Linked DNA regions of Homo sapiens: region 1 is linked to region 2. A link is an interaction called in ENCODE POLR2A ChIA-PET data of the cell type or tissue named here. Cell type or tissue: B cell. All regions are shown on one strand. Links, peaks and the distances in the headings refer to the core of each region. The heading gives the core; the rest is flanking DNA.

Evidence for each region. ChIA-PET counts read pairs that join two places held together with the same protein. Peaks named below come from ENCODE experiments on the same cell type or tissue, not always from the same donor. Only the 100,000 strongest peaks of a DNase experiment are listed, where the experiment ranks them.
Region 1: POLR2A ChIA-PET joins it to region 2 with 9 read pairs; 4 of 35 experiments call an interaction of 5 or more read pairs at or near these places.

Annotation. Positions count from the first base shown.
Region 1 is chr4:98,264,630-98,272,975 of GRCh38, reverse strand. The region is part of intron 1 of RAP1GDS1 (Rap1 GTPase-GDP dissociation stimulator 1); the gene reads right to left. Among named protein-coding and RNA genes, the nearest start is that of RAP1GDS1, 7.4 kb to the right of the region's middle. In B cell, for the core only: no CTCF peak of the experiment used is centred there; no DNase peak of the experiment used is centred there; H3K27ac peaks cover 1,305 bases.
Region 2 is chr4:99,039,369-99,047,714 of GRCh38, reverse strand. METAP1 (methionyl aminopeptidase 1) reads right to left here. Exons shown (of 11, transcript NM_015143.3): 5 at 8,250-8,341; 6 at 6,589-6,672; 7 at 4,328-4,466; 8 at 2,405-2,536. Among named protein-coding and RNA genes, the nearest start is that of ADH5, 45 kb to the left of the region's middle. In B cell, for the core only: no CTCF peak of the experiment used is centred there; no DNase peak of the experiment used is centred there; H3K27ac peaks cover 1,116 bases.

The DNA.
Region 1 (8,346 bases), core at 11-8,010, 770 kb after region 2:
CATTTGCAGCAAATTGGAAAGGTGAAAAAGCTCGATAGGTGGGTGCCTTATGAGCTCAGCGAAAATCAGAAAAAAATCGTTGTTTTAAAGCGTTGTCTTCTCTCATCCTACGCAACAACAATGAACCATTTCTCGATCAGATTGTGACGTGCAACAAGAAGTGGATTTTATATGGCAACTGAAAAGTGGATTTTATACAACTGGAGATGACCAGTTCAGTGATTGGACCAAGAAGCTCCAAAGCACTTCCCAAAGCCAAACTTGCACCAAAAAAAGGTCATGGTCACTGTCTGGTGGTCTGCTGCTGATCCACTACAGCTTTCTGAATCCCGGTGAAACCATTAAATCTGAGAAGTATGCTCAGCAAATTGATGAGATGCACTGAAAACTGTACTGTCTGCAGCTGGCACTGGTCAACAGAAAGGGCCCAATTCTTCTCCATGACAACGTCCGACCACAGATCGCACAACCAACGCTTCAAAAGTTGAACGAACCGAGCTATGAAGTTTTGCCTCACCTGCCATATTCACTTGACCTCTCACCAACTGACTACCACTTCTTCAAGCATCTCGACAACTTTTAGGAGGGAAAATGCTTCCACAACCAGCAGGATGCAGAAAATGCTTTCCAAGTGTTTGATAAATCCCGAAGCATGGATTTTAATGCTACAGGAATAAACTTACTTCCCATTGGCAAAAATGTGTTGATTTTAATGTTCCTATTTTGATTAATAAAGATGTGTTTGCGCCTAGTAATAATTATTTAAAATGCAGAGTCTGAAACCACAATTACTTACACACTAACCCAATATGTAGTATCTTTGATTCCGCCTCATGGCCTACAAAGCCTGAAATATTTATCATCTGGTCCTTTATGGAAAAAGCTTGTCAGCCTATGCTTGATGGTGGTGCTGTTCCCAGTGTGGCATCACCTGGGAAGGTCTTGACAATGCAAATTCTCAGCCCACCCCACATCTATTGAACCAGAACTTCTGAAGGTGGGCCCAGTATTTTTTAAAAACAAGCTCTTCAAGTGATTCTATGCAAGCTGAAGTTTGAAAACCATTGCTCTAAATCAGGATGTTGGAGTGTTAGTTGTCCCCTTGGATAAATTATTTAATTCTTTGATTTAGTAAAATGGAGACAGTGTCACCTACTTCATAGAATTGTTGAAAGGATTAAAATTCAGTTTTAAAAATATGTAAAGTGTAGCATAACTCACATCAATCATTCTTAATAAATGGTAATTATGAACTCAATGGTATACAGCCCCCTATACTACCCCATGAGATATAATTATTAAATTTTCAGGATTTTTATGAGGCAGTTATTAAAACATAATTATATATACATAAATGAGTTATACTAAAACAGAAGAATTAACACTCAAAACCATCACTACTTACTTTACATTTTACTATTATATGTGCTAATGAGATTATGTCTGTATGGTGGATATGGTATATAATGATGTGCTACCTCTTATCTCTTCTCAACTCTGCATTCAGTGACACTATTTTAGCGGCTTGAAATGAGCCATGGGGGGAGTATTTACACCACAGGAAATTGACAGCCATCACAAATCAGGGCTATTTTGGAGAAAGGCGTTTAGTTAAACATTTACCAGCACCCCTCTAATTATCATTATTAAAAATTATAAAATGAGTTTTATTTTGAACTCAATGAGTTTAATTAGTAGAGATGTCTACTAATCTGCTAAATACAAAGATGTAGCCCAGATATTAATAAATATATTTCAGTACCAATAAGTACCTAAAGTCATTTTGTGAACAAAAAGGACTTTGGAATTAACAAGTACTGTTGACCCTTGAACAATGCAGGCACTAGGGGTACCAATCCCCCTCTCACTCAGTCAAAAATCCACACATAACTTTTAACTCCCTAAAACCTTAATAGCCTAATGCTGACCAGAAGCCTTACCAATAACATAAACAGTCAATTAACACATATTATGTATGTTATATGCATCATATACCATATGCATCAAATACCATATTGTTACAATAAGGTAAGCTAGAGAAAAGAAAATGGAAGGAAGAGAAAATGTATTTACTGTTCATTACATGGGAAGTGGGTCATCATAAAGGTCTTCATCCTTATTATAGTCACTCTTGAGTAGGCTGAGAAGAGGAGGGGTTCATCTAGCTGTCTCAGGTGTGGCAGAGGTGGAGGAGGTAAAAGGGGAGGCAGGAGAGGCAACTCACTTGGTATAGCTTTTATTGAAAAAAAAAAATCCACATGGAAGTGGAACTGCGCTGTTCAAATCCATGTTATTCAACGGTCAACTGTACAGCCAATCATAGCTAAGAGCTCAATTTAACCACTTCCATTTATCACTAACCTAGTCCTTGGTTTTAACTCCTGAAATGCTTCTAGTTACAAAAGCTATATAAATAGAAGCACTGAGAGAATTATTTCACCTGCAATTTGAATCCAGCATCCATATCTTAGCCAGCTTGAGAAATGTTTTTTTAGGTCATTTATTCAGACAAAGCTAAAGTTGGTTCAAACCCTTAAGTTGCTACCTCAAGTATACATTACCATTTGAACACTAAAGAAAAACAAGTTATATAGAGGTTATATTTAAGATACCAATGATATGGAGTATATTTCAAACTTCAGTTTCAAGGAATCACAGGCTTTTATAACTGAAATAGTCTTTATAACTATATGGTTTGAATGTTTTTGTCCCCTCCAAAACTCATGTTGAAACTTAAACACAACAGTACTGGAAGGTAATGGGAGGTGTTTAGGTTATGATGGCTCTGCCCTCATAAATAGATTAATGGCATTATAAAAAGAGCTTACCAGAGTGGATTTTCTCTTTTGCTTTTCTGTTGTGTGAGGGCACAAGGTTTCTCCTCTTTGGAGGACACAGCAACTAGGCCTCATCTTGAAACCAAAGACCAAACCTGCAGGCACTTTGATCTTGTAGTTACCAGACTCCAGAACTCTGATAGAATAAATTTCTGTTCTTTATATATTACCCAGTCTGCAGTATTCTGTCATAGCAGCACAAAATGGACTGAGACAATAACCTATTCTAATATATTCATTTATTATTTACATCTAGGTAAATACAGATTGAGTATCCCTTATGCAAAATGCTTTAGACCAGAAGTGTTTCAGATTTTGAAATTATTCAGATTTTGGAATACATGCATGATACTAACTGGTTTAACATCCCTAATCCAAAAATCTGAAACCAAAAATCCAAATGCTGCAATGTGCATTTCCTTTGAGTGTCATGTCAGCATTCAAAAAGTTTCAGATTTTGAAGCATTTCAGATTTTGAATTAGGGATCCTCAACCTGTATTTTTATTTTATTTTAGCTACTGAGTTGTATGAGTTCCTGATTATTTTTACGTGTTAACCCCTAATCGGATATACGGCTTGCAAATATTTCCCCTCATTATGTAAGCTGCCTTTTCATTTTGTTGTTTCCTTTGCTACAGAGAAACTTATTAATTTGATGAAGTCCCATTTGTTTATTTTTGCTTTTGTTGCCTGTGCTTTTGGTGCCATAAACAAAAAATCATTGCCAACACCAATCTTATGGAGCTTCTCTCCAGTATTTTCTTGCGCGCATCTTATGCTTTTCAAATTCAAATCTTTTGTTTAAATCTCTGACCCATTTTGAGCTGATTTTTGTATATGGGATGAATAAGGATCCAATGTCATTCTTCAGTATGTGGGTATCTAGTTTTAACAACAGTGTTTATTGAAGAGATTGTCCTGTCCCCATTGTGTTTCCTTGGCTTTTTTTTTTTTTTTTTTTTTTGAAGATCAATTGACTGTAAATTCTTGGGTTTATTTCTGGCCTCTCTATTCTGTTCCATTGATCTATGTGTCTGCTTTTATGCCAGTACCATACTGTTTTGATCACTACAGCTTTGTAACATGACTTGAAGCATGTAGTGTGATGCCCCTGGCCTTGTTCTTCTTGCTCAAGATTATTCTGGCTATTCAGATCTTTTGTGGTTCCATACAAATTTTAGAATTGTTTTGCTATTTCTGTGAAAAGTTTCACTGGAATTTTGATAGGGATTACATTGAATCTGTAGATCACTTTCAGTACTATGAACATTGTAACAATATTAATTCTTCCAATTTATGAATATGGGATATCTGTTAATTTTTCAAATTCTTTCATCAATGTCTTACAGTTTTCAGCATAGAGATCTTTCACCTTCTTGGTTAAATCTATTCCTAAATATTTTATATTTTTGCAGCTACTGTAAATAGGATTGTTTTCTTGATTACATCCTCAGAAAGTTTGCTGTTAGTGTATAGAAATGCTTCTGATTTTTCTATGCTGATTTTGTATCCTGAAACTTTACTGAATTCATTTATTAGGACTAATAGTTTTTGTCTTTTTTTTCAAGGAGTCTTTAAGGCTTTCTATGTATAAGACCATGCTATCTTTAAACAGATCATTTTACTCTCCAATTTGAATGCTTTTTAATTTCTTTTTCTTGTCTATTTGCTCTGCTAGGACTTCTAGTACTATCTTAAATAGCAGTGGCAAGAGTGGGCATCCTTGTTTTTTTTCTCAATCTGAGATAAACTTTTCAGATTTTCACCATTAAGTATGATGTTAGCTATGGGCTTGTCATATAGGACCTTTACTATGTTTAGGCATATTCATTCTACACCAAATTTGTTGAGAGTTTTAAAAATGAAAGTATGTTGAATTTTGTCAAATGCTTTTTCTGCATCAACTGAGATGATCGTATGATTTTTGTTCTTCATTCTGTTAACGTGGTGTATCACATTTATTGATTTGTGTATGTTCAACCATTCTTGCATCCCAGGGATAAATCCCACTTGATCATGACGTATGATCCTCTTAATGTGATGAGACTGCAAATCAAACCACAATGAGACACCATTTCACACCAGTCAGAATGGCTATTATTAAAAAGTAAAAACAAACAAACAAAAAACAGATGCTGTAAGGCTGTGGAGAAAAGAGAATGTTTTTACACTGTTAGTGGAAATATAAATTAGTTCAGACACTGTGGAACGCAATTTGGAGACTTCTCGACGAACTTAAAACAGAACTACCATTTGACCCAGCCATCCCATTACTGGGTATATTTCCAGAGAAAAATAAATCATGCTACCAAAAAGGCACATGCTCTTGGATCTTCATCGCAGCACTATTCACAATAACAAAGACATGAAAACAACCCAGGTGCCTATCAATAGTGGATTGGATAAAGAAAATGTGACACATATATACCATGGAATACTATGCACCCACAAAAAAGAATGAAATCATGTCCTTTGCAGCAACATGGATGGAGCTGGAGGCCACTATCCTAAGCAAATTAACATAGAAACAAGAAATCCAAATACCACATGTTCTCATTTATAAGCGGAAGCTAAGCACTGGGTGTACATATGGACATAAAGATGGGAACAACAGATACTGGGGACTACTAGAGGGGGACAAATGGAGGGAGGCAAGGGCTGAAAAACTACCCACTGGGTACCATGCACACTACCTGGGTGATGGGATTATTCATACTCCAAACCCCTGGGTGATGGGATTATTCATACTCCAAAGTGTCACATAACATGCCCATGTAAAAAACATGCACATGTACCCTCTGAACCTAAACTAAAAGTTGAAATTATTTTAAAAAAGGAACTAATACCAATCCTCCTCAAACTCTTTCCAAACAATGAAGGGAAATACTTCCAAACTCATTTAATGAGGCCAGCATTACCCTGATACCAAAGCCAGACAATGATACTACAAGAAAAGAAACTACAAGCTAATATCCTTAATAAACATAAATAGAAAAATCCTCAACAAAATACTGGCAAACTGAACTCAACATCAACATGTATTTTAAATTAAACTTTTTCCTTATCAGTTATCCAAACATTTGGCTATCTAAAATTACATCAGGTTCCCAAAGGACTGAATCTTCCTCCTTCATTCCTCCTGATGTTCATGACTGGATATTAAAATTTAGGTAATTCTGATGGCTGTTGTTAGTGCCACCAATAACTCCAGAATTGCTATGTTCAATCTCAGGTTCAATCAGGAATTTCTGGAGAGCATCCACACTATTTCCCCAAAGTCACCTAGAAATTCCAAGATTCCACTATGAAAGCAAAATCATTTTGGTTCTTAAAAAGAGTTAAGGCTATTATAATTTTTCAAATAGTAGTAGTACAGACTTCAGAATATGACTACCAAGGATAGTGAATTCAACCTTTCTCCCATATGAAAAAAGACATATACAAAACAGATATAATGCCAACATAAGAAAAATTTTTAAATTTACCAAGCTAGCATCTATGCTTTTTTGAAATCATAAATTTTAGTAATTACCAGCTTTCAAAAATATTTTATCACCCTGCCTAGACTTGCAAAGATCAGGCAAAATTAGTATTTATTATTTAGCTATGAAAACCATTCCTGGACTTGGAAATACAGGCAAAATAAAATGACTATAAGTTTGATACCTATCTACAGAGAAAACTACAACTCCAGGAATTAAAAATATAATTAGAAGCATACCTATAATCTAAAGAAGTCTCAAATTCACAAAGTCTAAGAGTAAAAGTGATAAAACCATTCATCAGTAAAGAGTATTGTTTAGGCAAAATGCCATGCAAAATTATAAAATCATTCTAGACTCACTCTGCATGACAGACATTATAAAAATAAAAATTGTACTATACTAAGTCACAAAGACATTAAAAATGAAATGTCAGAGAAATGTGAGGCACTATGGTGAAATTAAAAATTATCCTTAGACATGAAAACAGCACATGTCCTTCCATGTAAAATGTAACATTAAAATAATTTTTTTAATTTGTAAATTAAAATACATTTAAAATTTTAAAATATTTTCTAAAATGTAATATCTGTCATGCAGAGTGAGTTAAAAATATTTTTAAAAATCTATGTTTTCTCACAGATCTTTAAACAAGGTGAGAAATACAGCATGACTATACCTAGTGAACTGTTTCCACTTATTATTCACTTAGCCTTTACAACTGACCTCCATATCTACTAAACCTCTTAAAGTGGCTTTTTAGAAAAATATACTGGGTAATATCCTAACCAAAGCACTTAGAGCCTGTTCTCAGTCCCTATCACCCTCCTGACTGTTCTGAAAAAACAGACCTTATTAACTATTCACTCTTTCTTAAAACCAACCATATACCAATTCTAGTCTTTCACTCTGACTTCTGTGTTTTTCAGTGTGAAATCATACCATTCCTTTTTCCCTAACTACGGAAAACTTAAGGAACCCCATTCCTCAAGATTCTTACCATGAACAATTTTCCTCTTTTTCTTTGTTGACTCTTGTCCTCTGATCTAACTTCAAATATCACCTCAGGATATTTGTGGATAACTTCCAGATCTCTAATTCAAATTGTACTCTCGAAAGTTAAAATAAATGTTTGTCAACTATTTTTTATCTAGTTTCAGTCAGTCAACACAATTTTTCTATGTAGCTACTATGTGCCAGACACTAGTGTTAGAAATGTATTCAAATCCTAATATGACAACGTCCTTGTTATCAAGGAGCAGAGACTAAAGGACAGACCAAAAAGTCTAATGCAATAGGTCCAAAATTGAGTATCTAAGTTTCCTCTTCCTGTTAACTGAATATGTATCAGGAGATTCTCGTATCCTCATTATCACCCAGGCTAAAACCTGTGACTCTCAATTCCATACTCAATGGGTTGCCAAGTAAATCCTATTCTTTATTTGCAATATTCTATTCCCGTTGCCATAACCTGGTTCAAGCCATTAAACATTTTCGTCCAAACTCCAACAACAATCTTCTGAAGTGTTCTGTAGTTTCTCATCTAATCGATCCTGCACTCAACTGACAAATTTTCCTATACCACAGATGTGATCCATCACTTAACTACATAAAAATGTTTAGTGGTCTCTCAATAGGTAAGTCAGATTAAAATTCTTCAGCTTGGCATTTTAGATCCTACATTATCTGGTCATTAGCTATTACTGTACTACTTTTTCATGTCTGTTACCCACTATTTCCTTACCTTTTGCTCTAGCCAAACAATGCTGTTTAATCATATCCTGGAAATTCATAAAATGTTTCCTATCTATCTTCATTTATGTCATTTCTCTTCCAACCCCAGACCAACTCCATTCTGATTAACAGTCTCATTTCTACCTTTAAGAAGTTTAACCCACCTTTGGTTCAAATAACACCATTTCTCTAAAACGTTCTCTCCATTCTCTGAATCTATAATATATGTAAAGGTCTTTTATATAACTTATACTTTTACTTCTATTATAATTTGTGTATGTGTCATATTGTT
Region 2 (8,346 bases), core at 327-8,326:
GGATCCTTAACTCTCTCTACTCTCCTACTCAGCCTATCTGATTCCCAGACTGAGGTTCAGATACAATGTATCTTTCCCATCCATTTCAGGGTAAATAGCTCAAGGAATCAGTTTAATTAACATTTTTACTTGCTCTTAACTGTATTTTGCAGCTTGATTTTGGGGGGAGAAGGAAGGAGGTTTCTGGTTTTGAAAAATCATGCTGACTTTCATAATTACTTTCTTTCATTCCTATCCAGGCCTTCCTATCAGCCTGGGGTGGGAGGGGGAACAATATTGTAATCCATGTTGCATAGAAAGAGTGACAGAGGAAGTCTTCCCTAATTTTCAAACTGCTCCAACTGCGGCCCCAAGGGTAGTATCTAGAGATATTAATATTTCTGGTTGTCAAACACAGGGTGGTGGTGTAACTGGCATTTACTGGGTAGAGACCAGGAATGCTTGTGGAACATCTTATGTGTATAGAACAGGTCTCTACAACAAAAAATTATCAGGCCCAAAAGCCACTAAGTGCATAGACTAAGAAACCCTACTTAAGAAGCCTAATTTCAACAGCTTTTCAAACCCTCTACCTGGGGGAGTAAGGGAGGTGCAAAATGAGGGGCAAAAATGATATATACAAAGGAATTCAAAGCACTTTCCAAAAAAGATCAAGCCACTTTCGTTCCTTCCTGGCTACTGTTATGAAAACTATTGGCAAGTTCCAGTCATACGTCATATAAAACAGCATTCTAACTATCTGGTTTTTTCTTTTTCTTTTTTTTTTTTTTTTTTTTTTGTTTCTTCAGTTGATTCACAGAGAAGCAAAAAGAATAGAAATATTGACTATATTATCTGGCAGAAACTCTAAAAATTATTTCAAACTTAAGCTTTCACAAATGACAAATTAAACATTAAATTTCTTCAATTCCACCTCCTGTATTAATGTTTTAAAATAATCAACAATGAGTAATAAGTTTTCAAAATTTCACCTGATACACAAAAATATCATATTCCTTCATTTCCATTCCTCCAACTTGAGTAAAAATTTCATCTCCCATACACATTAAAGAACGCACTAAAAACAATAAAAATACTGGATCAACATTATTAGAGATAACTGTATGTTTGTCTAAGAACTCTGTCCTGTTCACTATTCTGTTGATGACATCAAGATTTGGAGAGACTGGGGAGGATTGCAGGTAGCACACTGGTAATAAAGTTGATATGGTAAGGATTTAACCAGAAGGCTGTTTGCCCATTTATTAACAGTTTGTTAACAACTCCAACAAGATGCTGTTAAGAACTTTCCTTTCTTTTTTTTCTTTTCTTCTTTTTTTGAAATGGAGTCTCGCTCTGTTGCCCAAGCTGGAATGCGGTGGCACAATCCACTTCCCAGGTTCCAGCAACTCTCCTGCCTCAGCCTCCCGAGTAGCTGGGATTACAGGCGCCCGCCACCACACCTGGCTAATTTTTGTATTTTTATTAGAGACAGGGTTTCACCATGTTGGCCGGGCTGGTCTCGAACTCTTGACCTCAAGTGATCTGCCAACCTCAGCCTCCCAAGGTGCTGGGATTACAGGAGTGAGCCACCATGCCCAGCCCCTTTCCTTCTCTTATCCCCATAAGATACTGATTAAACAAAAAAGCCTCGATAAGTTGTTCATATGTACAAAGACAGACAGCCTGAGAAAAATCCTCCAGAAATACACCCCTACCCATTACTACAATAGTAAGAAATCTGGAAAGCACCAAAATCCAACAGAATAGTTACACAAATTGTAATACTATAGAATATAATACATAGCCATTAAAAGAATGAGGTAAATCTATGTCTGTAGGTATATATGCTAACTTGAAAAGATCTCTATGATAGTTGAAAAAACAGCCCAGTTACACATTAAAAATATTATGATTCCATTTAACTTAATTTAACACATACACATACGTGTGTGCATTAATGCACAGGAGAGAGAAAAAACCTAAACGGTAATGGGATATCTCTAGAGAGAAGAGAGAGATAAGAGGGGAGGCAAGTGTAAAGGAGGATCACACATTTTTCACTCATAATCTTCACTTTTAATTTTTTATGAGGAGAACATAATATTTATGTACTGGAAAGAATTTTAAAAATAGAATAAAAGTTGCACTAAAAAACCATCTGCACAGTCCTCTTCATTTATCAGGCAAAGAAAAGGAAGATAAATCACAGAAGAAACAAAGGATGCTAACCAATCATCTGGTCTATCACCACCAAGAGATTCCCAGATCATCCTTTTACCCATTACTGCTAACAACCAAAGCTAACTCAGGTAGAACAGGGGCAACCTGGAAGGTACAAGGAATGCACAGAACTGCAGCGCCCAGTCATTCTTGGCCCATCAACACACAGGACTGCCAATAGGTGCTCAACACTGAGGCTGACCTGCATCAATGGCTTGCATCAGGCACTCATATGTGGTCTGAACAAGTTTCCGTGCTCCATCATCCACTTCTCCAACAAAAAATGTCTCATTCAGGTCCCCATGATAACCATTGCGATAAAGAGTGATATCCACTGCAAGAGAATGTGCAAATATAAAGACCATACTTATTTTCATTTCAAAATTCAAGTGTTTTTCCAACATGACAGCATCTAGCAACTTAATGAAAAAGACAACTTCTGCATTCTCAAATTAGACACCAATGGATAGATAGTTATTGCCCAACAGAAGCTCCCTGAGATGTAACTGAACTCACTGTGGAGAGCAGGAATATGGCCATGTAACATAAGCCAGATAGTGGGTTTTTATACTCTTATAGTAATTGTATCACTTGTGGCAAAAGAAAAATGTATGTGGGACACAATCATGCAAAATAAATTACCAGAGTTAGTAACATTAAATTGAAAACTTTGCTACATTGCTACAAAATACCATTTTCACTTATCTTTTACAAGTTCCTTACTCCTGCTAGGGAATAACAGAAAAATTTACACTGCTCTACACCTGTTTTTTTAAAACTCATTTGCTTTTCTCTTATTTGTGAATATTCATTCTTCTCTTTGTCCCCATGTTTAAGAATATAGATTACTATTATACTATATATTATATACTATTATACCATTATAATGTATCTAGAGAGCACATTGAGTATTTTTAAACCACATATTTCAATCAACCTGTAACATCACAATATAGATATTTTGGTTCTAGCACAACACATACATTCCTGAAAAACCTCACACATTCTACATATAATAAAAATAACAGGCTTTATATTTGAAAAACAGGGTTGGCCTCAAAACCTATGGAACTTTATGAACAGATACCCTAACTAAAGCAGTAGCAATTCTAATAAAAATAGTGTCATAGTTAAATTTCGGCTATCATTCACAGCTAGCATCACAATCAGTCAATTATCTGCAGCCTCTAACACTTGGGCTCATGCTTCCTCATTTGATAGGTAGTTCCTTTAAGATATCTTATTAACAAAGAGTCTAATTCCATCAATATTAAAATGCCATCTAAGCCAGGCACGGTGGCTCATGCCTGTAATCCCAAGACTTTGGGAGGCCAAGGTGGGCAGATGCTTGAGTCCAGGAGTTTGAGACCAGCCTGGGCAACATGGCAAAACCCCATCTCTACAAAAAATACAAAAACTGAGCTGGGCATGGTAGCAATGAGCCTGCAGTCTCATCTACTTCTGAGGTGGGAGGATCACCTGAGCCAGGGAAGTCAAGACTGCAGTGAGCCATGGTGGCGCCCCTGCACTCGAGCCTGGGTGACAGTGAGACCCTGTCTCCAAAAAATAAAATAATACACAAAACAAAAACAAATGCCATCTAGGAAAGCCTTCATTAATGTCTTTTAAACTACTTCCTCTACTCTCTATACTTGTAACTTCCCAAGGTAGCTTAACATAGGGGTCTTTAAAGCTACTTCCACTCAAGTAAGGCACTTCTGCAAGATTTTCAGCTTTCCTTTAGGTCTTCATATATTATGAAGGGTTTTCCTGTATCTATAACAAAGCCTGCCCTGGTCTCTTCAAAACCATTAGTGAACTTCTGGGGGAAAAAAACTAGACTCCACATTTCACTGACATCTTTGACCTATTTACCAATCACATATGAGATAAGCATTAAAGAAATACACTGCACCAAACACATCACACCGGAAGTATCTTAAAAGCAACATGCACAAAACCGTTAAGAGAGCTTCCTGTAGATTTAAGAGTTAGTGATACTGAATTTTAAAAAGGAAAAAGTTTAAGTACAGGAAGCAAGTCAAGAAAACACAAGTCACTGTCAGATTCCCCAAGCTTTGTTGTTTCTTTGCCCATGGTGATGAAAGTAACATATTTTTCTTACCATTAACAATGTCACCTTCTTGTAAGGGCCTTCTGTCTGGTATTCCATGGCAAATGACTTCATTCACTGAGGTACAACAAGACTTTGGGAAATTATAATAATTCAGGGGAGAAGGGTAGCAATTTCTTGCAATACATGCCTATAATACAGAAAAAATAATTTGGAATATATAAAAGAAAAAATCTGTATGAAATTACAGATTTTAAAATTTGAAAAATGTGAAAACAGTTGGACACATGCTACTATGAAGAACTCAGTATTTTATTTTAGTAACAGTACTGGATATTATCTTAAACAATATACAACAGGGTTTGTGCCAGTCAGGTACACATACACAAACCAGTTTACTGGTAACTGCACAAAGGAAAAGTAAAATGACATACAGGTTAAGTATTCCTAATCCAAAAATCTGAAATCCTCCAAAATCTGAAACTTTCTGAACACCGACAGGACACTCAAAGAAATGCCCATTGGAGCATTTAGAATTTCAAATTTGAAATTACAGACACTTAACCAGTTACGTATAATACAAATATTCCAAAATCCAAAAAAATTCAAAATTCAGAACACTTCTGGTCCAAAGCATTTCAGATAAGGGATACTCAACCTCTATAACAAATATATATATAAATATTACCACATATGAAGATTTTACTTTAGAATTAACTAGTCCTTATGAAAAATGTTAAAGTAAAAATAAAATATTTGAAGTAAATATTAACAAGCATTTTTGATGTAATTATAATTCTTATGTTGAAACAAGCCTATATCACTATGCCCCAAAAATGACTACTAGTATAATTAAGAAACGGTAAAGTACTTCCAGATATTTTAATAACCACATTCAGTGGAACAACAAAAGAACTCCTAACAGAAAAACATGGTCTGCTCTCCATAACAAGTCTTACTTTACTGGATGCTTTTACACAGTGGTAATCACAGTATACGTAATTTCTGTTTCCAACCTGCTCTAGTCTTCAGGCTAATATTTTTTAATGGTTGCACAATATACCATTTGCAGAATATGCAGAATATACCATGATTTTACTAGCAATTCCATTCTTACTGAAAATCTAAATTAATATGAAGTTTCCTCAATTACAAAAAAAAAAAAAATCTTACAACCAATAACTACATTTGTGGCTTTTCCCTCATTTAGGAATATACTTCTCTACTTCTCATAGCATTACAAATAATAGTTCAGAGCATACAGAATTAGACTTTCTAGATTGAAAATGCCAATTCCATCACTTACAAGTTGTGTAACTTTTACCAATTTAATTAATTAACCTCTCTCTTCCTCAGTTTCCTTACCTATAAAACGGAGATTACAATAGTACCTACCCTCAAGAGGTTGTTGGTAAGATTAATGAGTTAATGTAAAAGAAGCACTTGAGTACCTGGCCCACAGAGCATACTCAAAATGCTATTATTGCATACGATACGTCTTATACTAACATATGAAACAATACCCAAAAGTCAGGATTAATAAGATTCTGAATAAAAAATTTATAAACATTTTCATAGCTCAAGATAGATTGTCAAATCCTTCCAAAAGGGTTCTTCCAATTTACAATACCATCACCAAGCAGAAGAGAGGACCAGTTTCATCATTTCCACACAAGCAATGCATATAAACATCTTTAAAATACAAATTTACTAGGTCTTTATAATTTGTATTTGTTTACTAGAACACGTGTGATCTGCTTTCCATATGTTATATTAACTACTTATCACTCTTTTTTTTAAAATTCATATAATGTGTACACTCATCTAATAAGGTCTTAAGGTCTCTCTTTGATGGGCAGACAATCTTTATTTATTTATTTTTAATCCCTATACTTACTACAAATATTTATGTGGACTGTTCATTGCCTTGAGGAAACATTTAACTAATCTACCATCAGAAGTCATATTCTTTTTTTTATTTCAGAATATTTGATGTCTGTAGTGGCAGGATTTACTTAAAGCAGATAAAATCAATCATTTTATAAAAGCTCAACTGAAATGCTTATTACAAATATGTTGTTTCAGAAACAAGATATTTCAAGCTTACCTCAGACCTTAATATTATAGATTCTTAAAGATGAGAATAATGACTGTTGAATGTTTTCCATATTTGAAACAAAGCAAAAATTTGCTTTCAAATGAGTTTACCCAAGTTACCTTAGACACTCAGAACTTAAATCTACTTAATGTTTAAGTTCAAAGCATCTAGTAATGTAACAAAATTACTCAAAGTAAAAAAGTGAAGTTCTTACTAAGTGTACAGCGTGATCTATTTCTTCAGTAGTTACACCTGGTTTAATCATGCCGGCAGCAACATCCAAAACTTCTCTAGCAAGCTGTAAAAAAGGAACACTCAATACATTAAAAAAGACACAGAAACAGAAATCTATACCCTTTCTACTGTTTGACTGTGGAAGATTGGTAAAAATGAATCTCCCCTTGAATATTATAATTTTATAGAAAATATATAAATATATTATATGTAAATACATAAAAACAAACATTAATTTTATATAAAAATTGGGTTAACAAGCAAGCAGCAGTAAGGTTGGCTGATTTCTATGTGAAAATATACATCCTAAGAAATCTAAACTATCATCAACTGATAGAGGTAGTCTTCTCTCATTTCTATAATGGGGAAAAGTAGAGGAAAAGAAAAAAGAACAGATGAGCCTGGGCAACATAGTGAGATCCTGTCTCTTAAAAAAAAAAAAAAAAAAAGTAGTCAGGTGTAGTGGCACATGCCTGTGATCCCAGCTACTCAGGAGGCTGAGGTGGAAGGATAGCTTGAGCCCAGGAGTTTGGAGTTACAGTAAGCTATGAGCTATGATCTATATGATCTATGATTGTGCCACTGTACTCTAGCCTGAGTGATAGCAAGACCCTGTCTCAAAAAAAAAAAAATAGATGAATGAATTCCTCAAAGAATCACAGCAAGTCATAGGAAGAGAAAGTTCTCCAGGATATCAAACAAAATTAGAATCAAATCACTTTTAAAGCACTGAATAGAAACCTTAAGAATCTTACTTAAATGAATAATATCAATGTATTATATTTTCCTTCAGAATAAATATGTGATTTCACCTAATGAGTACCAACCACTACTACCACTCATCATAGGTATTTCACAAAAAGGCCTACAGCATAACCCTCTGAGCCTTAAACTCTGTCCTATGTTATGATGACTTGTGAAAATAAAATGACAAAATGTTTTTAAATATCATTAAATAAATGAAAAGGATTGTCATCTAAATATAGACTATCCACCAGATTAATTCTGAAATAGGCTTTTAAGAAGAAAACTGTTGACTAAAATTATATACTAACAATAGTTTAATGAAAAGCATGGCTAAACCGGGCACAATGGCTCACGCCTGTAATCCCAGCACTGTGGGAGGCCGAGGCGGGCAGATCACCTTACGTCAGGAGTTAGAGACCAGCCTGGCCAACATGGTGAAACCCTGTATCTACTAAAAATACAAAAAAAGGCCAGGTGTGGTGGCTCACGCCTGTAATCCCAGCATTTTGGGAGGCCAAGGTGGGCAGATCACGAGGTCAGGAGTTCGAGACCAGCCTGGGCAACATGGTGAAACCCCATCTCTACTAAAAATACAAAAATTAGCCAGGTGTGGTGGTGGGCACCTGTAATCCCAGCTACTCAGGAGGCTGAGGCAGAAGAATCGCTTGAAAACAGAAGGTGGAGGTTGCAGTGAGCAGAGATCACGCCACTGCACTCCAGCCTGGGCGACAGAGTGAAACTCTGTCTCAAAAAAAAGTTAAAAAAAAAAAAAAAGCATGGCTGGTCAGTCTAACAATATAACATTTGCTATCTTTATAAATCAGCAAACCACTGACTTCATGTCTAAGTACTGCTTAAACATTTCCTACCCCATGGAGAAAAAATCACTCTTACCCTACATACAAGTCGCATCCCTTCTATATCTTCAGATGAGAGTAATTTAATCTGAGAAGTACCTTTAAGAGCCTGTTCAGATTCAGACATTCCTGGA